Regions from separate parts of the Mus musculus genome. Here region 1 is linked to region 2. Evidence: chromatin contacts called from ENCODE Hi-C or POLR2A ChIA-PET data. All regions are on one chromosome and are shown on one strand. Each heading gives the region's core, a stretch centred on a gene start or an enhancer-like site at or near the end of the contact. The rest is flanking DNA. Distances are from core to core; before and after follow the strand shown.

Region 1 (7,808 bases), core at 2,490-4,989, 40 kb after region 2:
AATCCATTATCATCAAGGCTGGATGCGTGACAGTATGCAGGCAGGCATGGTATATGGTTAGCTGAGAGTTCTACATCTTGTTCTGAAGGCCACAGGAAGATGAATGACTACCGGAAACTAGGAGGAGAACCTCAGAGCCCACCCCCACAGTGACATACTTCCTCCAACAAGGCCACAACTACTAATAGTGCTACTCCCTGGGTCAAGCTTAATTCAAAGCACCACAGATGCCCACTGCAGAATTGCACCTGTATTAATTATAGCATTCCTTATAAAATATTATGGTATACAACTTTTGTATATATAACTTTGATATCTAAACACAGGCTCAGAGGGGGGGACAAAAGAAAATGAAATATAGTCTAAAATTTAATATGTAGGTATTTGGCTAGTCCGTGCTTCTTTGTTCTGAAAGCAGCTACTGGCACTTATGGAATAATTACTACCCACTAGATGCTGCATGTGGACATTATATATGAGAATGTGCCTTATCTTATGGGGCGAGTCACAGTGGTAGAACTGATATTTAAATTCAGACCAGCTGGTTCGAGTTTTGATTTGTGTACAATGCTATAACACAGAAGCTACGAAAAGTTAGGGAAAGATGTGTTTGTGTGTGGGCTTTCCTCAATCTGTGAGCAGTGCCTTCAGAATATGAGGTACGGGCAGTGTATATGAATTTAGTATTATGAGGTATGCTCACGTTACCATTCCTTAAAATTTGCTCACCTGGAGAACTAGTTCAGAGGTTAATAGCACTTACTTCTGCCAAGGACCCAGGTTTTGGTTCCAGGATTCAAATGGCAGCTCACAACTGCTTGTATCTCCTGTTTCATGGGATCTGACATTACATTCTGACCTCTTAGGGTTTCTGCAGAAGCGTGGTACACATACATATACTCAGGCACACCCAGGTACAGGCAGACACCCCCCCCCCCCCCACGCTCACACACGGAATCCATTAAAAACCACTCATTTATTGGTCTTGTGAGCTTTAAGTAAGTTGATGTTGTGACAATCAATTGAAGATGAGGAGACGCTGCTTGCTTGTCAAGCCTAAGTCCCTATGCTCACCCAATCCCGTGGTGGAAGGAACAAACTGACTCCCACAGGTTGTCCTCTGTCACATTACCCCAAGGCCACCCAAAACGATAAATTAAAAAAAAAAAAGGCAACTTAAGCTCAGGTGGGCTCAGTACAGTCAGAGGGGCTACACAGCTACTAAGTGGAGTCTGAGTCTGAGTCTAATGTATCATTCTTGTCCTCAGAGTTATGCTTCAAGGTCTGCAAAGAATTGCTCCTTAATCTTGGGAGTTCAGGTTTAGATAGGGTCCCTTGTCCTTGATGGTACCTCCAAAGGCTCGGGCTGAGGAAACTGTCTGACCTTGTTTAGGCCCAGCTGGGCATTTCAGTAGGTGAAGAAGGAGATACACAAACAAATTCTATTTCACAGTGCGGAGCAAGTATCTAGGTTTGTGTAGCTATTAGGACAGCTTTTACATTTAGAGATAACCCAAGCGCAGATGGAAACACACACACAGATGTTCCTCGACAAATGTGCTGGACCCGAAGTTCACGAAACACATTTCTTGACTCCTGATTAATACATGTTTTAATGACCTTTAAAAAAAAAAGTCACATTTGCATGCTTCCCCTTCACCCCAGACCTTCAACTCCACAGGCTGACCGAGCAGGAGCGCATCCTTCCTTCAGTACTGGACTCAGTGTTTCTGGGATTATAAAAGTCTTCATAAAACAATGGCCTCTCTTTCTCTTCCTGCTTTTCTGGCTCTCACTCTGTAATCTACCCCAGCTCTGGTTTACACCAGTCCACCTATCAGAAATCTTTTCCTTCTTCCTCTTTGGCGGTCTAGATCGGGTTCATTCCTCAAGGTCTATTATGAACGTAATCTCTTTTGCCTTCTTTGATGACGCTCCAACCACAGATAATTTCTTCCTTGTCTAACACTGGGTATTACACCAGGTATAACCCTCATAAGACCTGACATTCTGACCTGTACAGTAGATATCTGTGGATGTGAAATGTGTGTCCCATTAAGATCTCCTACGTGGTACTGACCTTTGTATTGGAGGTAGCGTAGCACTAAACATACTTCCTTTCACCAATTAAAAAAATAAAAATCTTATTTGATGAATGCAAACTCAAGGTGTTCCATAATTTTCCATCATTGAAAATGGTCTAAGAGATCAAAAGACAAACCCAGTTTTTTTAATGGGGCATTTAATTTGAGGGGCTAGGCCAAAATAGTGGAGGGACTTCTGGTAGGTTAAGAAAGTATGCCTGGATTATGTGGAAACCCGAAGACTGCCTTGGAAGAGGCAAAACATAATTTGAAGGCACCCGTGGCATAACTTTATTTATTTGTGGCTTTAAGATGAATACAAGAAGTTCAGAGGCTTTAAAGGACATTTTATGAAAGAGCAAATTTTGAATGCATTGCAAACTAGGTTACCTAGCTCACTTCCAAACGAAATAAAAGCAAGTTAAAAAAAAATTAGCTCCTTCTCCGTAGTGAAAATAATAATGCCCAAGTAATGTCATTTTCTCCCTTCAAATTATAAGCTAATCAGCGAGGCCTGTTAACCTCATATAAACATTTCATTAAGGTACTCAGATGACACTACTGCTACATGAATAATGAATTCCCGCCCCCAGGCTTTACCTAATTTATGGCCCTTTATTTGGTGACTTTGCTTTAGAGCGCACAGGGTAAGGTGAAAGATGGGAAGAGAACCGGTTTAACTTGTATTCAAATACCTTTGCAGATTAAACAACACATCTCAACTTTTCCCCCCTCCTCTCCCCATCCGCAGCTCTCGTTTGTATCACAATCAGTGAACTGAGGAGATGACCCGAACAAAGGGGACTGGCACCTGCGCCTTCTCCATTGCAAACATTTCTTCCCACCCACGGCCCTCCACGGTCAGCGTTTGCCCGACCTTTCTAGCGCAGGCTCTTTCCCAGGTCACCTCGGGACCCCTGAGCAAGACTCTGCAGCCCGGGCTCTGACACCGATCTCTCCTCCTCCTACACGTGACCAAGCGGCGTGCGCCGCGGACAGACACCGCAACGCGGTAGACCTGGTGACAAAGGCTCGGGCGCATCCGGAGTCCCGCCGGCCTCCCGCGCTCAGCGTCGGCGGAGCCTGCGCAGGGCGGTGCCGCGCAGCGCGGGCCGCGGGAGCGGGAGCCGCAGCCGGGAGCGCGCCGCGGAGCCGAGCAGAGCCCGCCGCGCGCAGCGCCGGGCAGCGGAGGAGCCGAGGAGCGGAGCAGCGCCTGCCGCGTAGCCGAGGAGCGGAGGGGAGGCCGAGGAGAAGCCGAGCAGAGCCCGCCGCGCGCCGGGGAGCGGCTCCACGGAGCAGAGCCCACCGCCTGCCAGTCCGTTCGCCCGCGCCCTGCTGCTCCCAACGCCGCCGCCGCCCCGGAGCCCCGCAGCGACTGGGACACGGGTGAGCAGGCCGCGGCCCGTGAGCTTGGCTCCGGCAACCGGGCCCCAAGCGTCTTCCCCGCCCGTACTTACACCACGGCTCGGGAGATCATCCAGGACACCATCTTTTCGGCCGATGGGCCGCTGACCGCAGGCCGCGCGCTCCCCGCTCGCGCTCCCCGGGGCCGCGCTGGCGCCCTCGGGAGCCGGCCCGGTGTGTGCGCGCGGTGCCCGGAGCCGCCCGGAGCCCGGTCCCCCGCCCGTCCGCCCCCGCCCGCGGCCCCGCCGGCCCTGCCGGCCCCGCCCCTGCGCTCCGCTGATAGGCGGCGGCTCCGGGACCCCGCGGGCGCTGCGCTCCACCGAGCTGCGCGGTCACCTCGCTTCCCCGGGCCGGGGGACTCCGGGCGGGCGGTGAGAGCGCGTGGGAGCCGAGGCCGGGGGCGGGGGAAGCCGGGATTGTGAAGTGTCTGGCTAGGTGCGGCTCCGGTGCTCACCGAGGCTCGGCAGCCAGGGCCTACCACAGGCCTGGGTTGGCACGGCGAGGCTCGTGGTGCAATGCAGGGGCCAAGGGAGAGCGTCGGGGGTCACGTTTGGAGTGATGGGTTTGCAGGGATGGCGAGGCTGTTCTGGGCCCCTTGGGGCACCTTTTCCATCAGCGTCAGCCAACTCCTGTCTGTCTTGCCTGCCCCACAGCCTAAAACGTGGACCCAGGATTTCCGACCCGTGGTGCTGTTTACAAGTGTCCTTATTTTTTTTTTCCGTCACGCGCGCGCGCGTGTGTGTTACCTCTTAACACTGTCCAAAATTTTAAGCTGACCTTTTAAGTTACTGTAGGTGTTTTTTTTTCTTGGTCCCCTGGTGGAAGCAATAGTAAAAGTTCTCTAAGCTAGAAAGAATAATGTCTGTAATGTGGTGTTTGGAGCCTTTAATTAAAGTCCTAGAAAATATGATGGCTCATTTTGGGACGTACTGTAATTTAATCTTTTTGTTCCCCAGTTTCCCCATAATAAAAAGAGGCTAATAATACTCTTGCTTACCTCCTGCTTTTCAAGGATGATGTAAGGTATTGCTAATTAATGTGTTTAGGAAGGAGTCGGATTTGCCTGGGATGGTATCAAGGGACAGGGATAGGTTACCATGAGTGCCTTGTAGTTCATGAGGCCTATAAATTAAGAAGAATTTTGGCCATGAAAGAAAGCAGCAGGGGAGGGATGGTGGTGAGCTCTTGTGATCCCAGCACTGTGGAGGAGGTGGAGGCCTGCGGGGTTTCCTTCCACAGAACCAGGAAGAGAAGTCCTCCGCTGCTTTCTGCTCTTCCGTTCCTTTTTTTTTTTTTTTTTTTGCTTATTTACATTAAGAATGTGTGTTTTTATTTCAGGGGCTGCGGTGATTGCGTTTGTCCTGGTTTATTTAGTTTGACCATTGTTCAGCGTTACTGGGGAGATGTGCTTGCCCTCTAAGCAGCAGTTTTTCTGGCACATACCTTCCTTGTCCTTTCATGTCCTTCCATGGGCAGAGCGGTCTTGTAATGTCTTTATTTACAGCCTTTCGTTCCTCATCCTTAACATATCTTTCCCCTCCTCTCTTTCCTGAGCTAAGGTGTGTTTTCGTGCCCTTGACTGAATTGCATCTTTTTCTTGGATGCTTTATTTCCCATTCTCTACCTTTCTGACCTCTTAAATCCCCCCCCCCCAATTCCCTGCCCCCCACCCTCCCTCATAATTTATCCCTTAAGTTTCTGGACTCCTTTCACCCCTCCGCATTTAGTCTCTTCTGCCTGTTTTGCAGAGGTGATGGCTCTTGTTATTGTTTGCAGGACACAGCCCCCTTGTTCCTATTTCAAAAAGCCACGGGTTGTAAACCACCTACCTACCCTGGGTTGCTACAGTGTTGTTGAGTCATCCTGCCGCCCCAGACAGCCCTGGAGTGTTGATTCTCCTTGGTACCATGGAAACGGAGGTTTAGAGAACTTAACTCTGTAGCCAGTGATCCCCATGGTTCATAGGTAATGGAGCTGAACTCCAGTACTTTTGAGTCATACCTGAGTTGGGTGTGAGTTGGTTAGTCCAGGGGGAAAATTAAAAATTAGCAAGCTGCTTTTCTTCGTTGTTGTGACTGGCATTAACCACTAGCAAGCAGGTGGGGATGGGTCTGGGGATGCTGCACTCTGTGCTGTGTGGGGGACATCCTGAACAAAGACTGTTCCTGTGTCCTTCCTGGTTTAGGAAGATCATGCTTGTCATTCCTGTGATATTTGTCATCGTCAGAGCCTGAAATTTCCACTTTATAAAGTCACAGTTTTAACCGTGACTGAAGTTTCTTGTCTCTGTCTCTGCACACTCCTGTTGTGTAAACGAGAAGGGAAGGTTGTGTTCACCACTTGATTAGACGTTTTTGATAGTTGTGTCACATGGAGTCCTCAGCAGGTTTGCAAGGCAGTCACGTCCAGTTCCTAATCATTTTGTCCCAGCATCCATATGCTGACGGGCCTTTGTGTAACTTATTTTTATTTCCCCTTTCCACTTTACTGGTTTATCTAGATAGATGGATTTGTTTGGAGTTGCCTGTACAAGGGGGTTGCTCGGTGCGTCTCATTATGGCAGCGTGTTAACCGGAGGGCCACTCGGAAACTGATACGGCTGAGAACTATTGACCTACATAAGAGTCGGTCAATCCTAGGAGGAGCCTCTTGTGGAAAGCGCCCAGCTTTTAGAGGTGGCTGCTTGCTGTTTGTTACTGGACCTCAGATACTTGAGATCTGCTAATTGATGGCTATTAGATATATGCTTCAGTGTGTAAGATGATGCTATAGCCTTATGTGAGAAAAGGGAATACGGTATCTTCTGCTCAGCAGTGTGTGTGTGTGTGTGTGTGTGTGTGTGTGTGTGTGTGCACGCACGCGCACACAGTTGCCTGTGCTCCTTGCACCAAATGAAGGCCAGAGGGTGTCAGGCATATCCTATCCTCTGCTGCTCTGCCTTATTCCTTGGAGGTAGGGTTACTCTGACCTTGGAGAATTCATGTTTTCAGCTAGGCTGGTACCCTGCAAACCCAACTAACTCTCCCGACTCTGCCCCTCACCCCACACACTGGGGTTATTATAAGAACAGGGGCTGGAGAGATGGCTCAGCAGTTAAGAGCACTGACTGTTCTTCCAAAGGTCCTGAATTCAAATCCCAGCCACCACATGGTGGTTCATAACCATCTGTAATGAGATCTGACACCCTCTTCTGGACTGTCTGAAGACAGCTACAGTGTACTTACATATAATAAATAAATCTTTAAAAAAAAAAAAGAACATGGATAACCAAGTCCAGCTTATGGGGCTGGGCAGTGATGTGGGTGGGGTGGGGTTGCTGGGGTTGGAACTCTGGCCTTCATGGTTGAGCAGCAATCACCTTTAACCACTGAGCCTACTCGAGTAGCTTTTATAATGTGGCCTTACTTGGCATGCTTCCTCTCATTCCACATAGAAGCTAGGGAAATATTTAAAGCTTTGTTTGTTTATACATTTCATCAGTGTTTGTATGCTGTGTGTGCAGTGCATCCTTCATGGTGCTGTGCCAGGACCACTGTGGATATTGAGCTCAGCCTTGGTGGGAAGCAGTGTAGGTAGGCTGGAGGACGTTTTCTCTGGAGACCTCTTGCTCTTCCTCGTAATGAGATGAATGGTGAGTCACTGCTAGTTTTGTTTTGAATGACTATGTTAATGGGTGGTGATCAAATGTAAAGGGCTTTAGGACTCATTTAAAAGTCTCACTCTCGCTACCACTTCCTCCTCTAGTTGTCCTAGGAGATAGTGGAATGTACAGCTTTTTGCATGTTAAAGGAGCTCGCTTATTAGCAAATCAATAGAGAGTAGGAAAGTACCTGAGGCAGCGAAAGAGAGCCGCCCCAGGTGTAGAGCAGAATTACAGGGTAAGGAGATAGTATCACAAGTCTTGTAATTATTAATGAGTATGCTAATGAGACTGAATACTGGGTCACCTTCCCATTTCTAATAGGGAAGTATTTTTAAATAATTGAAAAGACTTTCATCTGTAAGAAGGCTAAAATTACCAAATTACCTTAATAGTGACTTAGAGAGTAGTGGTAGAGAGAGAGAGAGAGAGAGAGAGAGAGAGAGAGAGAGAGGGAGGCAGGCTTGGGAGAAGAGACTCTCTCTGCCCAGATGAACCCCCGCTCGCTTGCCTCTTTCAGCCATTCTCCTTTGGGTGTTCCGGTTACCGCAGAGGTAGAGTTTGGCATCCTGCGTGGGGTTGAGTCATAAAGAGATGATGTGCTGAAAAGTAGGGTAAGATTGCATTAGAATAGGCAGATTAGATAGGGAAGCACGCAGTCAGTGCTGGGATTGATCAGA
Region 2 (7,022 bases), core at 224-2,723:
TGTGCATGTACATGCTAGTGTCCTTGTGGAAGGTAGAGAGAGCTGGGGGGAGCTGGCGTTCTCCTTCCATAAAGTGGGTCCCAGAAAGAGAGAGAACCCAGGGCACAGTGGTTGAGTGTCTTTTCAAGGTGAACCTCTTGTAACAACCTATTGTCTAAACGTAAGAACTAAACATAGATCAGGCTGTGCCTGGTGGTACATGCCTATTGTTTCTGCTACTTGGGAGATTAAGGCAGGAGGATCAGAGTTTGAGGCTAGCCTGGACAACATTTTAGGGGATCACGCTTCCCCTCCTTGCCAAAAGTGTCCAATCAGAATGTAAACAAACAGATAAGCATGTGGCTGATAAAAACTAATTTTCTTAAAAAAAAAAGCTCACCTTAATCAGTAAACTTTAAAAAAAAGATTAATTAATTTATTTTATGTATATGAGTACACTGTCTCTGTCTTCAGACACACCAGAAGAAGACTTCAGATCCCATTACAGATGGTTGTGAGCCACCATGTTGTTGCTGGGAATTGAACTCAGGACTCCTAGAAGAACCACCACTGCTCTTAACCACGGAGCCATCTCTCCAGCCCCATCAATAAACTTTCCATACTGAAATCTTTGAACCAAATGACGTATCACTATAGTTGTTGTTATATTGAGTGTTATGTTCAAATCCAGAGCTTTGTCCACACCAGGAAGACATTCTAACAATATGCTCGCTACATCCTTTCCCTGGGACGAACGTTTGGATTCCCGTCATGAGGTACCCAGAACACTTGTGTAGGTCAGTGGAAATCCGTGCTTCCTTTACCAGGCAGAGGGTGCTGGGAAGGAGTAACACAGCTCTTTAGTATGATTCTCCCTTTAGCCCCCACCCTCAAACTACAGACAGCTTCTGCTGTCACTGAATGACAGGCACTCTAGAGCGAGGCCCTGGTCCCTATGCTCATTCCTATCACCCCCACAGTCAGTGAAAAATGAGGTCACGTTGGAAACTCAACAGAGGACTAGAGTCATTGCTGGGCCTTTTAATAAGTCATCTCCCAAAGGCCTGTCCCTCCTTTGTTCCTTGTTCACAGTAAATCTCAGGCCCAAATGTCTGATTTTAACTTTCAAGTACTGTTTAGCCCGTCTTTCCTTGCTGCACTCTCCAGTATTCTTAGAATAAGAAAACCGGTTTCCTAGAAAAGCTACAGCAATTACACACGACTTGGAAGTAAACACTCTCATATTTTGGAATCTTTAAGATGTATGAGCCTGGAAAACTTTGCAAAAACCCTATTAAATCTCCAGTAAGCTTGCATTTCAATTACTGCAAGGCTGTGAGCATCTAAGTAGGCCATATCAGCCACACCATACAGGAAATTATATCCCAGGAAAGCTCAGCTTTAAAAATAGGCAAAGGAAGAAAGGAACGCTGCCAAAACACACAGAGCTCTCCCGTTTGTTTTGATTTGCACACGGCATCTGTTTTATCAGGTGCAACCTGCCGTTTGCAGGCTTTGGGGGAGTGGTAGTAGTTAGGGTGGGAAGAAGTAAATGAGTCCAAAATGTTTGCTTTCAGAACGTGCTTTTGAAGTAGATATCAGCAGAATTTAGGTCAGGACTAACTATCACAAAGACGCTGGGTTTGGGGATAAGCGTTGAGAATGGGCTTGTACGTGCCCTAACCCGGCAGAATTCAAGCTGAGGAAACAGATCGGTCCTCCAGGAACACATACAGGCTCTTGCAATGCACAGAATGTAGCATTCTGCAAGCACCGAGAAGCCAGCTTTTCTGTCTTACAAGTTCATTTATTCAAAGTTCTGACTAATTACTTTATACCAACTATGTTCTAGGTATCGAATAGTACAATTAAAGTAGCCAAACCCTTCCTATGGTAGGAGACAGACATTAAGGGATACAGTACCGGGCAGCATAAAGAGATATTGAGATCAGAACACAGACATGCAAAGAGGTTTACTACTGCTAAGAAACTTCCACAGGAAAAAAAATAAAGTGAGTCTACAGATCTGCCAAACATGGCAGGACCAGTTTAAACAGGATGGCTCTATTTGGTGAAATTTAGGTGAACACAAGAACACTGTATTAATGTCCTGCTCTCAGAGAAAATAAGGGCTATTAAGATTTTTTTTTCTCTTCCAATTTTTTACAGGACTTTCAAATACTTTCTAATTTTTTTTTTTTTTTTTTTTGACTCAGGGTTGCTCTGTGTAGCCCTGGCTGTCCTAGAACTGTCTCTGTAGACCTGGCTGGCCTCCAACTCAGAGATCTGCCTGCCTCTGCCTCCTGAGCATTGGGATTAAGCCAGGGCCAGCCCTATGGAAATTTTTGGTTGTGAGCCTAGCCTTTAATGGGTGAGCCATCTCTCCAGCCCCTATCAAAAATTTTTAACCTCTCAGTTCACAGTTGATCTGAGAGCTTAGAGGTCCTGCCTCAATGCCTTGCTAAAAAATAGCCAAATCACTGTGGCCCCCAAAGTGTAAATTAATCCCAAGAATGGTCACTGGCCGGTAATGAAAGCTGCCCCAATTTTTATGTGGAGTTAGAATGTCACCTATGTTAAAAAAAATTTAGATATTTATTTCCATTATTTTATGTGTACGAATGTTTTGTCTGATGTGTACTGTATGCCTGCCTGGTGCTCTTGGAGTTCAGCAGTAGTTACTGAATCGCCTGGAATGGAATCAGGGATGTGAGCTACTGACAGAATCTAGGTCGTGTGCCATCTCATGTGACTTCTCTCCTGTTCCATCACCTTTGCTTTTAAAAACAGGAGCACTGTTGGGGCTGGGCATGGTGTGCACTCCCTTTCATCCCAGTACCTGGGACACAGAGGCAGGCGGAGCTCTATGAGTTCAAGGCCAGTCAGGTGCACACAGAAAGTTCTAGGGCAGCCAGAGCTACACAGAGCTCCCTGTCTCAACAACAACAACAACAACAACAACAACAACAACAACAACGGCAGCACGGTAGAGCAGAGTGATTAGAAACCCAGGAGTTCTGGTGTGGACTCATGCTGTCCTACAAGGTCCTCCAGGGTGAATGGACAGCAAACACGAGTCTGGCTGGATATTATTGGGGTTGGTAGAATGCTGCCTCCTTTCCTGGGAATAGATCCCTGTTTTAATTCCTACAAAATTTAAGTATATTAGGCTATATGAGAAAGAGAAAATAAGGCGGCAGATGGAATTAAGGCCAAGGATCAGACAACCTTGGGGGGTGTGGGGTGGGCCCAGTCGTTCATGAAGGACCATACAAGAGGAAGGAGGAGGCAGAAGGCTAAAAGCCCAGTGCTGGCGGCATCCAAAGATCTCAGCCCCGAGCTCTTGGCTGCAAAGACACAGGGACTGAGCCTCAAGCCAAGGAATGTGGGCAGCTTCCAGCTCTGAACGACAGATCTTCCACGGGAACCAGAGCCTTGGGAGGGAACACAGCCAAGTGGACCCATTCTACATTTCTGAACTCTAGGGATGTCTGGGATTAAATATTTTGTGGCTTTCCATCTAGAGTAGTGTGGTGGCTGGGACGAGCAGCAGCTCGACATGGTGATATGCAGAAGTGCTCTGAAATTTGTGGGGAGTAATTAAGCACTCATCCCTCATTCCAGGGGATGCACACACTGCACCTCAAGCTTGGTTTCTCAGAGTCTTGCTGTTAGACGAGTGAGTGACGGAGGTCTTCAATGATGTATTCTATTCCTTCCTGGTTTTGTTGTGCCAGGAAGCATTCGTGAACCCCAAAAGACCACTAAGCAGCCGTTTTCCATGTAAGAACATTAGGGTCTCTTTATTACAAGCTTGGGCTCTCTTCCAACCCAACCCCGACACAGCAGGATGGGAAGGGAAAGTGGAGCAGCCTCAACCCTCAGCAGGACAAGGTTTTATAGGAAATGGAAGTAAGGGAGGGGGGTGTCTATCCTGGCAAGTACCTAACTGAATGTCTACTGTAAGTCGACAGGGGGGTGCTCTGAGGTAAGACAATCACAAACAGTCTGAAAGTGCATCTGAAACAATCAGATTAATCTTTGATTAACTGTTGTTGGAAGTAGCTAGGGAGGAACTCAGACAGTGGACTAGCTGAGCTGTGGTATGTGGGTGTAGCTTGGGTTCTATTGCAGGTCAAAAATCTCAGTTTTTTTTTTTTTTTTTTCCTTTATGATAGAGGCCGGTCCCAAGATGGAGTAGGTTTGGCCTCCCAGTTCAGTACCTGTTCACTTTTATCACTCACTGTATTTTCAAAACAGGAGTTTTGAATTTAATGGATTCTCTTATGCAGGCTAAGTTATTTTTAGCACATGAGGGAGAATTAAAATTTCAGAAGCATGTTATCTCTAATTGTCTTACATGTTCAAATAACCCAATAATAAATATCTGAGTGTGTTATTAAGGGAATAAAGCAGATGAAGTTACATTTTCAAGTGGAGCTGAGTGTGGGGACACATGCCTTTGATCTTAGAACTTGGAATAGAGAGACAGGAGGATCAGGTGTTTAAGGCCAGCCTCAGCTCGCTACTTAGTGAGTTAGAGGCCAGTATAGGCTACTTGAAACCATGTTTCTAAAAGAAAGGAAAGGAAAAGAAGAGAAAAGGATAACACAAAAAACCTGATGCATAGTGAAAGTGGAGTAATCATTGTTTTATAATTAGATCAACCTCTAAATATACATTTTTTTAGTATTCATTTATACGTATAGGTAATTTATTTATGCTTCCCTAATACTTTTATATTCTTATTGCTGTCCATTTAGCTTGCTCTTTGGTCTACCTATCTACCTACCCTCCTATCTGCTTACCTATTTGTCTTTATCTATCTATCTATCTATCTATCTATCTATCTATCTATCTATCTATCTATTATATATGTATCTATTATGTATGTGTGTATGTATCTGTATGTATGTATCTATTATGTTTGTATATATCTGTATGTATGTATCTATGTATCTATCTGCCTGTCTAGTATGTATGTATGTATGCATGTATGTATCTACCCATCTATGTATATATGTATCTATGTATCTATCTACATACTATCTATCTCCCTATCTACCTACTTACTTATCCATCCATCCATCTGCGATACTGAGTCTGTGTCTATCTACCCACCTACCTATCTGCTTGCTCGTCTCCTTGTCAATCTACCTGGGACAGGGCATCTATCTATCTGTCTGTCTACCTATCTATTTTCTATTTGAGACACATAGAGTCTCTTCATTCTGTAGTCCAGGCTAACCTCAAGTCTTCAGTGATTCTCCTGCCTCATCTTCCAGAGTGCTAGGACTGCAGGCCTGGGCTTCTACAACGGGCCCTGGAATGCTTTAGGTGAGACGAGCCCATAGCTGAAAGATAGACCACCCAGTTCTTCAACCGTACAGTTAGCTAGAATCAGAGAAAGATCCCGCTGAGTACACACTATAAAGGAGCTTCCATTTATTAAGGTCTGGCCAGTAGTATACCCCATGGCTCATAGTCTCATGGCACTTTATAGATGAGGGGTTATTCATACATTTTTGCTATTGGAAAGAGGATTCCAAGTAAAGAATTACACAGTAGAGCGAGCGGTATTTCATGTCCATAGAAATGAATAATAATCAGTGTTACACTCATATGTCTCTGGGGTTTTGCATCTTTGTTTTACTAGGGGCTCATTTCCATTGTATTTTTACAACAGTAATGGTAAATGACTTCCAGGGGAACCAAAACCAAACTGGTTCATCCCCAGGACCACGAAACACAAAGCAAACATAACCATACAGGTCCTTCACCACAGGCAGCTTGAGAAATCCTGGAAACGGAAAGCAAGTGTTGTTTTAAAAACTAATATAAGCCAGTAGTATAACACGGCACTTGAAATATTTATTACGGCACCTATTGAAATATGCCCCTTCAAGCTACTTATAAAATGAATTTAAATTAGTATGACTTAATATGCTTCCATGTCTTAAGACTATTTTCCCAGCCCTGGATCCAAGAGATCTGTATCATAAAAGGATTTAAAAACTCCAGAGCTCACCCAACTAACTTCTTCACCTCTCATAAACGTATCCCACCATTATAACTGCGGTGTGTGGGTCTATGTGTACTCGCACGTCATTACAAAAACTGGCCTTATATGAAAGAGAAATGTGGCTGTAAATGTTGAATAGGTTCATTATGAAAGTTTCAGCCACTGGCTCTATGCAACCTCAAATACCTGCAGAGAGACTCAAGAATCAAGCCTGGATTTCTGATCTTTGTGATCACACGCCGGGCTGGATGGCAAGGCTGCCATCCAAAGTCCTTACAAAGAGCCACAGTTATACACCTCCGAGAGCCCAAAACAGGCACTTAGACAGATGCTCACGGGCATGTCCGTGCCAGCGTTATTCGTAAGAGCCAAAAGACAGAAGCAGAACAATTCAGATGTCTGTCAGCGGATGAGCAGATAAACAAGCCATTGTTTGGTTTCACCAATACAATGGAGCACTGTTCCAACCATCAGGACCCACTGAACACAGGGAACACTGAAACATGCAAAAACACGGATGGACCTAGAACACAGCTCGGCAGCCAGGAGAAGCCAATCCCAACAGGTCATACTCACTCTAAGATTCCTTTTAAGGGAACTCTCCAGGGAGAAGTGGGTGGGGGAGGGGCAGACGCCTAATGGGCCTCCGTTTCATTTTAGATGGAGGAGAGCTGGAAAGAGAATGGTGTCTGTTGTCTGCAGGGCAACTGTGCAAGTTCTAAGTGCAATCAGACTGCTTGTTTTTGAAATGGATATTCTGGCTCCCTCAAACAGATTTTTTTTTTTTAAAAGTGCCACAGTTATTGATGTGAGTTATCTCAGTACTGGGTGCTTATTTCTTTTGATTAACTGCCCAAGGTACACATTTGTTATTGTCTGGAAATGTACTCTGCCAAAACAGAAACCTACGCCAGGACTCGCCAGCAAGGAAGTGTATGCTAATACTCTGTTATACTCGGTGGAGGGTGGAGGAAGCACTAGCTGGCTGGTGTAAGGGCCTGAGTTCAGAGCCCCCAAACAA

Evidence for each region. A loop is a pair of places that touch in the nucleus more often than their neighbours do. ChIA-PET counts read pairs that join two places held with the same protein, here RNA polymerase II (POLR2A).
Region 1: a map of heart shows a loop between it and region 2 (3-fold over the local background). The contact joins the promoter of Reep3 here to the enhancer-like site in region 2. A Hi-C loop is called at or near these places in 9 of 37 maps with a recorded cell type or tissue (gastrocnemius, heart and left cerebral cortex). POLR2A ChIA-PET finds 5 or more read pairs at or near these places in 4 of 5 experiments (all embryonic stem cell).

Annotation. Positions count from the first base shown.
Region 1 is chr10:67,093,249-67,101,056 of GRCm38, forward strand. It overlaps Reep3 (receptor accessory protein 3), which reads right to left and starts at 3,740. Exons shown (of 8, transcript NM_178606.5): 1 at 3,542-3,740. The coding sequence starts at 3,573. It also overlaps a transcript of Jmjd1c not described here.
Region 2 is chr10:67,055,121-67,062,142 of GRCm38, forward strand. All of the region lies in intron 2 of Reep3 (receptor accessory protein 3), which reads right to left. Among named protein-coding and RNA genes, the nearest start is that of Reep3, 38 kb to the right of the region's middle. Within about 2 kb of position 1,474, at least 3 of the 3 ENCODE cell types and tissues checked have a DNase peak (open chromatin) inside an H3K27ac peak, as active enhancers do; they include gastrocnemius, heart and left cerebral cortex, where a contact is called at or near this core.